2 separate regions of the Homo sapiens genome follow, and region 2 is linked to region 1. Evidence: chromatin contacts called from ENCODE Hi-C or POLR2A ChIA-PET data. All regions are on one chromosome and are shown on one strand. The core of a region is the stretch at or near the end of the contact, and the rest is flanking DNA. Distances in the headings are between cores, read along the strand shown. Region 1 overlaps ESR1 (estrogen receptor 1). Region 2 has its middle 260 kb from the start of SYNE1-AS1.

Evidence for each region. A loop is a pair of places that touch in the nucleus more often than their neighbours do. ChIA-PET counts read pairs that join two places held with the same protein, here RNA polymerase II (POLR2A). Pooled maps may share reads with other maps.
Region 2: a pooled map of gastrocnemius medialis shows a loop between it and region 1 (9-fold over the local background). The contact joins two enhancer-like sites. A Hi-C loop is called at or near these places in 1 of 168 maps with a recorded cell type or tissue (PC-9) and 4 of 50 pooled maps. POLR2A ChIA-PET finds 5 or more read pairs at or near these places in 1 of 52 experiments (CD4-positive, alpha-beta T cell).

What each region holds. Positions count from the first base shown.
Region 1 is chr6:151,914,272-151,919,866 of GRCh38, forward strand. All of the region lies in intron 3 of ESR1 (estrogen receptor 1), which reads left to right. Among named protein-coding and RNA genes, the nearest start is that of ESR1, 110 kb to the left of the region's middle. Within about 2 kb of position 2,585, at least 5 of the 41 ENCODE cell types and tissues checked have a DNase peak (open chromatin) inside an H3K27ac peak, as active enhancers do.
Region 2 is chr6:152,115,222-152,120,816 of GRCh38, forward strand. It overlaps a transcript of ESR1 not described here. Among named protein-coding and RNA genes, the nearest start is that of SYNE1-AS1, 260 kb to the right of the region's middle. Within about 2 kb of position 2,075, at least 4 of the 41 ENCODE cell types and tissues checked have a DNase peak (open chromatin) inside an H3K27ac peak, as active enhancers do.

The DNA of each region.
Region 1 (5,595 bases), core at 1,335-3,834:
TCGGTCTTATTTTGACTTTATCATCTTTATATTGCCATATTTAAAACCCATCTGCTTATTGATTGAACCAAACTTTTCATCTTACTTCATCATACTGAATGTATAACTTCTGAATGACTTAAAAATCATCACATAATGTGAGAGAATTTTCTATCATATTCAGGTGACTGCATTGTAAGCAATGAAGTTGAAGAAAAATAGCTTATAATGGATATAATACCAAGAAATAATAAGAATGAGAATCTGCGTATATCATATACTGGGTTAACAAGCTCACAAGGCAAATCACCATTTTATTAGATATTTAACAAATCATACTAGTACTGGAGGAAGTATAGCAGAAAAAAGGAGTATGGACATTGGGATTAGCTGCCTTGCTAATCTTTTGTCAGTCCCTAGTGACATGCTTTTGGGTTGAGTCATTGTTACCTCCCTGAGCTGTTTGTTTATAAAATGGGGGTAAATATCTCAGATGTTTCAGTGTTGTGACATATAAAGCGTCCTCCATAGTACATAATACCGTAAGCACTCCATAAGGTAATTCTTGTCCTTTTAAAAAGTATACACTTTTGAGTTCAGGACACGTACACTGTAACCTAGTTGTAACCATTTTAATAAAAGAAGGTTTTGATCATTTTTGATAAATGTACTACATGAATAGTTAACTTGCCTTTCACTTCCTATACCAACGGAAATTTTGGTAACAAATTTAAAGAAAGCATTAGGTTGAATATCCCATCTGATTAAATGTCAACTAAATATTGTTTCTGGCTTTTAAAATATTTCTAATTCAGTTATAAAACAGGTCTATTACTCAGGAGGCTGAGGCAGGAAAATTGCTTGAACCAGGGAGTCGGAGGTTGCAGTGAGCCGAGATCATGCCATTGCACTCCAGCCTGGCGACAGAGTGAGATTCCGTCTCAAAAAAAAAAAAGGTGAAATGAAAAACAAAAAAGAGGGGTGAAATTTCTCTGCATTCTCCCTTTCTGCTGTTGGGAAAGCCCTTTCATTACCAAGAATGCATGGAATTCTGCTTATTAATTTCTCCATCTATGTGTCTCTGTGAAAAATACTAATTATTTACAATTTTGTAAGCTATGAATAAGGTCTATGTTTTCTCTGAAATTATAGCAACAGGAGCATTTCCCCCTTATTTGGGCCGCAATCTTTTCATTCTGATTCTTACCATAACTTCTGACTTCTGACTTTATCATGTCTTCTGATTTCTACTAAACATGAACAGAATGAATGACTTCTAGAAATGGATACAGGTGTAATACATATAAGGCCAGGGAACCACTTAATTATCTTTACAAAGTACTAGGACTTCAGAAAAATCAAATGATGAAATGGAGCTAGCTTTAGTATGTTCTACTTATCATTGGACTATTAATCATGTCTGTCTGATGAGTTACCTAGGACTTCAACTGTTTTTATAGATTTAAAGAAAATATTATAAATGTATCTTACCTGGATTTAAGACTGGACAGCTGATTTTGGATTTTTTTCTGCTACCCTGTTGTTGATATCACTGACATCAGCCTTTGCATTTTGACTGGAGGCTCCTTTCTCTCTTTCTCTCTCTCTCTCTCTCTCTCTATAGGAAACCAGTAGTTATGTCAGGTTGCTAAGTATTTTCCCACTGAAGGACAAATATTCTGGAGCAGTATATATTTAGCATTTGACATTTGATAAACAAGCTTGTTTGAGATATTTTCAATACAATTTCAGCTTTGGCAATTGTAAGCAAAGGATCCAGTTGGTAATTGGTGAAATGAACAGATGTGGACACGCTGCCTGCATCGAGATGCATTAATTTTTCTGAAAAGTGGATAAGATCTTGTGAGAATGAATAATGGAATTCAAATCAGATGGGGTGAGATATTTGATATTCAGGAACAAATCACAGTATAATAGATCTGCTACTTTGTTTGGTTTTAATGGGGAGTTGCTAATGCTGAAATATAGTCAGAGAAAAGGAACGTGGAATTTCTATAGAGGAGAGCCTGGCTCTGGGGTAATACTACTGTCCTTGGTGGAATGTTGTCTTTTCTGAAGACATTGGTTCAATTCAATACATGAAACATTCATCGATTATTATTTAGAAAAGCTAATCTACTGACAAGACACAGAGTTAAGTAGTGAAAATACAGAGACCTAGACACAGTTCTTATTAAGAAATTTTTTAATTTAGGTGGCATATTTCAGAGAGAAATTCTCTGCTTGGGGCAATAGGTACCTCCTTTGGAATAAGCATGGTGAGAAAGAATTGCTTCTGGCAGATTAGTGAGAAGAGTGAGATATTTTCTTTCGATGACCTCTCTATTAAAATTTGAGTGGTAAAACTTTGTGATGATTCAGGCTCTTCATAATTCTTAATTTTATCATCCTCTAATACCAGGACTTGCCCAGATCAATATTTTAGGAAACAGTCATGCTTGCTAAACCCAGGGATTTCTATTAACCACTAGATAAGACATAAGTTTGTCATGCAACAAGTATTTATTGAGTCCATAATTTGCCCAGCACTGGGCTTTGGTACTCTGGGCCTTGATACTCTAGGTTGTGTCAGAGATGTCTAATATATTTAAGGTGACAGAGTTCACAAATGAGACTTTATGAAAATGAATATCCCTTTTTAAGTCTCGAGAAATATGATGTGCACCCGCTTGAGGCTTTATTAAATCTCCAGCGAGCATGAACTTGTTTGTGACCCAATTGTAGAATTGTTGTATGATGACTATCCCACTGGCAGGCACTTCTTGTCCAAGAGAATGTAATTGGATGTTGGTGACTCAAGCAATCCTGGGAAGACTCCTCCATGACCAAATTAAAGACAACAGGGGCTTGGTTTGTACTCAGCTCTACACCAATCAGCATGAGACAAAGAAGAGATCCATGGCAAAGTGGGGAGACTACTGTTTATTTTACAAGCTAGAGAAGGAAAACTGCAGTTCCTGAGTTGCAAAACTGCTAAGAAATGGGAGAACACAGAACTTTACAGGCTGAACCTTGGTGTCTTAGTTATTCCTCTTGGCTACAGAATGCCAACCAGTAGGAGATTCATCACTGAGATATTACAGGGAAATGAAGCCAGGCAAGAAAAATATGTATTCCCTTTCTTCTCAGCCCATAAATTTTGTTATTAATAAATCAGACTCTTATAGAACAGCTTGCCACGGCTGTCTCTAGAAATGTTTTTATTAGCAGAATTTTTATTAAAATAAAATACACAGTAGTTTTAAGAGTGAACATTATAGTTTTAGGTCATAAGGGGTGTCATGGAGAACACATGTGGATGCTACTTGCCAGTTACTTGATCTAGGCCTTGACTCTTGGTTTTCTGTTGCTCGGATAAGTTAGCATGATTTGACATGCAGTTAAAGGTGTGGTAACCTGTGATTGATTTCCCATTCTTGATGCTCCCTGCCTGGACTTCTCGGAAAATTTCAAAACAATTCATTCTTCTATGAGGGCTGCCTCCTTGGTTGCTTCGGCTAAACAGTGTTGAGCAACAAGTTGGGAAAGGAACGTTGCAGTAACTTTTAAAAATTAAGTTAGAAACAAATGTCATCAAAGTAAATGATAATTTGCCAATATGATTGAGCAAAAAGATGAAGATGCACGCTCCCTACGTATTTGCTTTGCAGAAGAATTAATTTGAAAAATAATAACATATTTTAAAATGAATTGTAAATATAAACACATGCTAATTGCAGAGGGGAATCCCTGTGATTATTCAGCAGTTTGTGTTTGTCAAGTGCTTTTCAGTCAGTCCATTCCAGCTCAGCAGGGCAGAGGCTTGGGCTGTTGTAAACTTGTGGGCAGATACCCAGTGATGGGGCAGACATGAGCAGGTAGGGCTGACAGCATGTGAATTGAGTTTTCTTCAGTCATGCTGTTGCAGCTGCTCCCTTCCCTCATTGCTGAGTTTGCCACAGCAGGTAGGAACCTAACTCTGGAGCCTGGGATGAAGGAGAACCCACATTGGGCTTGAGGAACAAGATCTGCCACCCTGGTAGGCCCTGGTTAAATCTCATGCAAGTGTAGCAATGAGAGAGGGTATGATTGAGTTCTAATTTAGGAGGAAAGGGGATAATGTGCCCTTTGCACCCCCAGGAGAAATCATTGCTCATCTGTGCCTAAGTAGACTTATCAAGGGCAGTTGGTTCACAATGGTGTATCACCCCAAAGGACTATAGTGTTATGAGAACTTGCCAGTGTATTTGAATTTGGGTGCTGGCAGATGACATCATGAGGTATTATGGTTACCCATAAATATGCTAGTTTATTGAGAAGGTGGTAGACATGCTAGTGGATGAGAGGGAAGGACAGAAGCAGTTAGTAAACAGCATCTGCAACAATTCAGTTAACTGGTGGTTGTCACAGTAGCATGGTGGAAAAGTTGGCAATTAATAACTTCTAAGAAAACTGAACTAATGAACCAATCCTGCGTGTGCTATGTGTATAACCTCCTTCTCACTATTAACAGATTTGTTCCAAACTTATATAAGACAATGAAAATAAAGCTTGGCAATATAGGGAAGGGATGGAGGGATAAAGCTGTAAATCACGTCACAGGCAAATTAAGATATACCACTGGATCAAGGGATTTAATGCAGAAAGACTGATCCTAACTTATTTCTTTTATTTAGCAATAAGATTTGTTACTTACATTGATTATTTAAAATGAGTTGCATTATTAGAAAGGACTATTTTGAAGACAACTATAATAAAATGTCAGTAACTGATAGTAGCCAAGATATTTTAAATATATCAAAGTTGTGTCATTAATATTAATGTGTCCCTTAATATGAAGTCCTGCCCAGGCTTATTTATGTATTCAACAGACACATACCTGTTGAAGTGTAACAGATATTCTGGACACAAGCAATGGTAAACAAGACAGATGCAGTCCCTGCTTTCATGCAATTTGCAATTGAATGGTCTTTGACATTTTATTGTGATTGTTTTAGTTATTTAATTGGAGAAGTTTTTAATTTAAATTTGTGTTATATTCAGTGTTAAGGAACAAAAATGTAATGTGCATTTCTGAGACTCAGTAACACTTCTGGTTTTTCCTTTTTCATTTAAAGAAAAATTTAGTGCCCAAGATAAGCTAGAATTTTTGGAATCAAGTAATTGATGACCTGGGAGCCAATTTTATTACAATAGTGTTTTTAGTGGTCTTAGAACTTTTCAGAGGTGGTAGCTCTGAAAATAACACTGTAATAAATTCACACATACATCTATCATCCAATAAATGTTAATTGAGGCCCACTACAGCATTGTGTTAGATTCTGAGGTTACAAATTGTTGACCCCATGTCGAACATGTTGACCCCATCAATGTAATCAGTTTGACATTACACAGTCATTTAAACATTAAAGTGTCAGCGGATATTTTAGTTGTAATTTTGATAAGTGCTCTGAAGGAGAAAACAGTGGGTGTTGTGAAAAGCAGTATTTGGTTGATTGATTATTATAGAGGATCTGAGAAAACTTACTTGAGGAAGGAACATTTGGCTGAACTCAAAGAGATGAGTAGGAGTTAAGTAAGCAAGGAAGAAAAGAAGACACATGAAGGAGGAAGAAT
Region 2 (5,595 bases), core at 825-3,324, 200 kb after region 1:
CATTTTCCCTAATCAATACATATAGATTGATTTCATTTTATAAAAATAGTTACGCCATACTGAATACTAGGTATGCACTATAATTAATTCAACAATCCTCCTGCTGATGAACATCTAGGTTGCTAGAAAATTATAACAACAGGGGGCCTCTCTGTCTTGTCCCTGATTGGTTTTGGGACAATTATCTATTCATTTGGAGAATGACAAACTAGTTCCTTACTTCATACTAATGACAAAAATAATTCCAGATAGATTATAGACCTACTAGAAGAAAATGCAAAGAAACTTTTGCATAATCTTAAAATAAAAAAAGGCCTTCTTAATGTAGACTAACTAGAATCTACCAAGGAAAAAGAACCTGCCAGGTTTGATGACATAAAAATGAAACTTTCTGTGTGACTGAAAGAACTATATGAAGTCAGGACACTTCATATCCAGATTTAATTTTTCTAATATGCAAAGAGGTCATTGAAAATAATATTAAAAGATAAAAGAAAAATGGAGCACAAAACAGACTTCACAGAAGAGGCAATACAAATGGAACAATTATTATACAAACTAGCCATGGACATGCAAATTTTAAAAACAATGAGCTACTGTTGCTCTCAATTGGGCAATATTTTTAGAAAACTGATAGCATCTAGGCCAGCCCTTCCCAATCGTCTGCACCTGGGAATCGCCTGGGGACCTTCAAGTAACTACTGATCCCCAGCTACCAATTTAATTGGTTTGGGGTATGGCCTGGGGTTCTACATTTTTAAAAGTTTCCTGAGAGAGTCTAATGTACAGACTTTGAACATTAATAATTTGGGAATAAGTCCCGTAATTTGGAAACCACTAGTGTACATTAAAGGAGGGTATGAGGCAAAGGAGGTTTTCATCTCTGGTGTGGGTGGGAGTGTAAATCATCACGACTTTTTTAGAAAGCAAACGGGCAGAATTTATTAAAATTTACTAAAAGAAGAATGTACATACCTTTTGATTCAGTAATTCCACTTTGAACAATACATCTTGGAGAAATAAAAGCAGCACTATCAAAAGATACACATGCATATACACGCAAGAGTGTCTACTGCAGCCGTGATTCCTAACAAACCCTGGAAGAAACCAGTGGTTGAAAAAGAGATACTGAGATCTCTAACTCAGTGAGGATGATGGCACAGGTACCAATATGTCTGTGGGACATCGTTAAGTGAAAAATGCAAGTTACAGAATAATAAGAATAGATCCAATTCTTAAAAATGTATATGTTGTTTGCATAAGAAAATCAAAAGGCCTAGAAAGGTAACATAAAAGCGGGAGATGATGTAGAGAGAGTAGATAGGAAACTTAGTTTTCTGTGAAACACAAGAGGATCTTTTGTAATCAAAATAATTGACTTTTTTTTAACAATTAGCCTTTAAAATAGACACATACACAGCGAGAAAGAAATGAGGCTTTTCCTAAGATGTATTAAAACTTGAAGTAACAAATATACTATATTATTAGTTATAGTACATACTTATATATTTGTATTATTTATATCTATTTTATTTTGTTTTTATATTATACAAATATATACATCATTATAATAAATTATACTACATACTGCTATAATTAAAACAGTAATGGCCAGGTAGATCTAACCATTGACTAGAGTTCAGAATAAAAATCCAGATTTATATGGAAACCAATTGTTCGGTGAAGCCAATATATTTTGAGTTAGTGGAGGAGGATGGGGAAGCTTGCTGTTACTGCTTGCTATCATGGCCAACTGGAGAGAGTTAAAGGGCCCAAAGATGGAGAAATCCAGTGCAGGTGGTAGCTTGGAAGCCCAGCCCTAGGGCTGAATGTGGTGCATTCTTAACAGGTTTCCAGGTAATATTGATTCTTTGAGCCACAGGTGAGCCAAACCCACTCTGAAAGCCATGGCTACTTACATCCCTACAGTGTCCACTCAACCTGTAAATCCCACAAGGAGGTGTGGGGCAAGGGGTGGACATGGCCTCCACTGGGTTCCTGCCAATAAATGGGGTTTGGGGTTGGCTGCCTGGAATTGCTGTCGAAGTTGGCAGCTGCTTGGCAGCTTTGCTTTCTGAGCCCAACAACAGCTCCAAGAATGTGTCCGGCAGGATTTAAGCCTGAGCTGGGAACGCACATCTGTGAGGCTCTGATGTGAATATTCAGCAGGGAGATCTGGATTTCTTCTCGATTGCCTGTAGCATCAAATCTGTGACGAGGCTTACCCAGGACTTTCTTCTCCTGACATAATTGCGGTTTTCAAATTCAGTTATGTTCCCACTCTTGTATTAGGTAACAGGTTAAGCAAATTCATGAGCCTGATTTATTTTTCTGTGACCTTCATATTTTAGAAAGATTATATCCAAGTCCCAACCGGCTTCCTCAGCTCCCTAGATTAAATGTTCTCATTGTTCAGCTTGTGTTACAGCACATCACCCTGCTTCTCATTAATCATTCCCAACTGTCCAGCCCCCTTAGCTTCCTTCGGCTGCAGAAGGCTGCACCTTGTTCATGCACTTATTCATCTGAGTGAGGGTTCTCTCCCAAATTTAGGCCTGTCTGTGGTAGCCTCCAGTGGATTCTTGGTGCATATTTTAAAACTTCAAGGGACAGGTTAGTGAGAAGCTGGGAATTGAAGAATAAAAGTCCTTCGCTTTCAGTTTCATTATCTTTGGGTGACTTTAGGTATGACAATCAGCCACAGTTACCCCAGGGTACTACTAAATCTAAAATTGAGATGACCACACTCAGAAAAACACCTGTTTCCTGAATTAACTTCTCAGTGTTATACCTAAGTGAAAAATTGCCTCCATGCTTATAAACCACTCCACCTGCCTCCATTTCTGCAGATGGACATTCATACTCTTCAAAAACACATCCCACTGTAACATAAACTGGGTGACCAAGAAGCTAAAAGCAGAGGAATTTGCTCATAGAAAATAGAGATCTAACAGCTTTAATCTCCCTTTCCTCCCCTAAATTAGATATTGTTTCTATTAAATTCCCTTCTAGTTTCCTCATTTGCCTTCATCCCATTTCAGGACATAACTGGTGCTGGGAAATATGGATTCTTCTCTATGTCAAAGGCCCACTGGTGACTGCTTTTAATGAGTCATTAAACAAGAACCCACCCAAATGCCCATCAATGATAGACTGGATAAAGAAAATGTGGCATGAATACACCATGGAATACTATGCAGCCATAAAAAAGAATGAGTTCTTGTCCTTTGCAGGGACACGGATGAAGACCATCATCCTCAGCAAACTAACACAGGAACAGAAAACCAAACACCACACGTTTTCACTCATAAGTGGGAGACGAACAATGAGAACACATAGACACAGGGAAGGGAGCACCACACACTGGGGCCTGTCAGGGGGGTAGGAGGTAAGGGGTGGGGGGCAAGGGGAGGGAGAGCATTAGGGCAAATACCTAATGCATGCAGGGCTTAAAACCTAGATGATGGGTTGATAGGTGCAGCAAACCACCATGGCACATGTATACCTGTGTAACAAACCTGCACGTTCAGTACATGTATCCCAGAACCTAAAGTAAAATAAAAAATAAAAATAAAACAAACAAACACAAGAACTTCTGAGGTCCTCCCCGAGAGGACTCCCCGAGGGAGCTTGGAGCAGTTCCTGCCACATAGTGGGCATTCAGTGAACTACTTGAGAGATTAATGTCTGTTGCTCTCCCCAGGCACTTCTGGACCTATCTGGTACACACTCAGGATATTTCAATTTCTCCACAATCCCCTGTGAAGGTTTGGCGATGGTGCTGGTGAATTGGTTGCACCGAACAAGGAACCTGTCCACTGGGCTGCTTTCAGGCAGCCCAGACCAGCCCTGGGAGGCCCGGCTTTTCTGGACACGATTAGCTTTCATAAATCATCTCTCTCCACTATTCTTTGCTTTACGATCTTTTATGTGGTTTGTCAATTAAGTTTTGTAGCTATAATGTCTTAATATTTGGCCCTGGGGTGTAGGCTATCAATCAATCTACTCTAACCTGCATTTTTATAGTAAATCTCAGGCCTCGGCATGTTGAATTTCCCATCTGGGCCTTCAGAAGTCTTCTCTTCTCACTTCTTACAAAAACAAGAGAAGCTACTGTGGGTCCATTTTCCAGGAGGGACATTCCTGCTCCTCAGCCATCATTTCCCAAAAAATCCTTTCATTTCTCCCGGGATTTCTTATTAAGTTACTACTTTTAGATTCTAATGCCTTATTTTTCCATGTTAGCTATATTGGATTCTTTGTTCACTTTTCTAATATTTCCCATTTGCTTGTGCAAATCTCCTTACCACCATGTTATTAACCCTTCCCTTCCCATCCTTCCTGGTCAGTGGATGGTCTCTTTATGCCCTTCCTCACCCAGCACTCACTTGGGACACCATTCCCTCTCTCCAGGCCACAGCAGGGCTCCTGACTGTCCTCACTGCAGAAATGGAAGCTTCTTCAGCAGCCATCAGTGTCCTTTTATCTCCTTACTATTCTTTAAACCATCCCACATCCCTTCCATGAAGCTTTTTCTCTCTGTTGCCAGAGCAACCGCTGGGTGCGGGTGAGGATGCTCATGGCCCCATACCCATCTCCCCATCATCTGCGTCTGGCGTGGCCCTTGCTAAATTGGCCAATCAATCATCTGGGGAAGAGCCACGACCTCATGGGTTCAATGTTTGCACTCACCAGGGTTCCCTACTTCTTCGAAGGTTCTGTTGTTTAAATCTTCAAAAATGTAATGGAAATGGATGTTCTACACCCCTTTGGGGGTTTCACAGGGTTTTGAGAAAGGCACAGATGGAATGTATGCTAAGATTTTTCTTAATTGAAACCAAATGTTTTTCTCAGCAACATTTGCCATTTGATTCTTCAGTGACGGGAGATGCCTAGGAGGAAGTCAGTTGACAGTGATGTGGAGAAGAAATGCTTCTGAAGTCTCTTTGCGCTTGCCTTTTCCACGATGACACTCTTCATTGTGTGGGATTTCCATACCCCCTGAAGGGCAAAACTGCTCTGGAGGGAGGACTTCTCCTTCCAGATATCGGGAGGAGTGACAGGAAAGTGAGGGAAGAGCGAGGCCTGAAGAGTGCTCCATCTCAGATGAGGGTGCAGGGCACCCTTCAACGCCAATGGCCACCGCTGCTCACAGCCTCTCCAGAAGCGGGAAGATGGGACACTTTAACCACGAGGTGGTCTTCTCTATAAAATAACAGTGGGCGGGGGGCGATCCATCGTGTTCCCTGTGGAACACGATGGGTTCATGGGCCATAAGATACAGACAATCTGACGGCAAGAAGCCGAGTAGTAGAGAGAAGTCTTAAATACAGTGTGAAAGTGATCAGGAAATTTTTCAAGAAGGAGGTGGCTTGTGAGCTGAGTCCTGTGGGGCAGGCAAGGAGGAATGAAGTTAAGGAAGCAGAGGGCAGTGCTTTTCAGCAGTTAGGAGGAATAAAGTCTCCTCAGGCATCTCTTTAAAATGCCGGCTCCCAGGCCCCATCCCAGAGGTTGAACTAGGAGGTCTGAAGCAAGCCCGGGACTTGGAAAATCTAGCAAACCCCAGGAACCCTAGTTGAGATGGACTCAGACTAC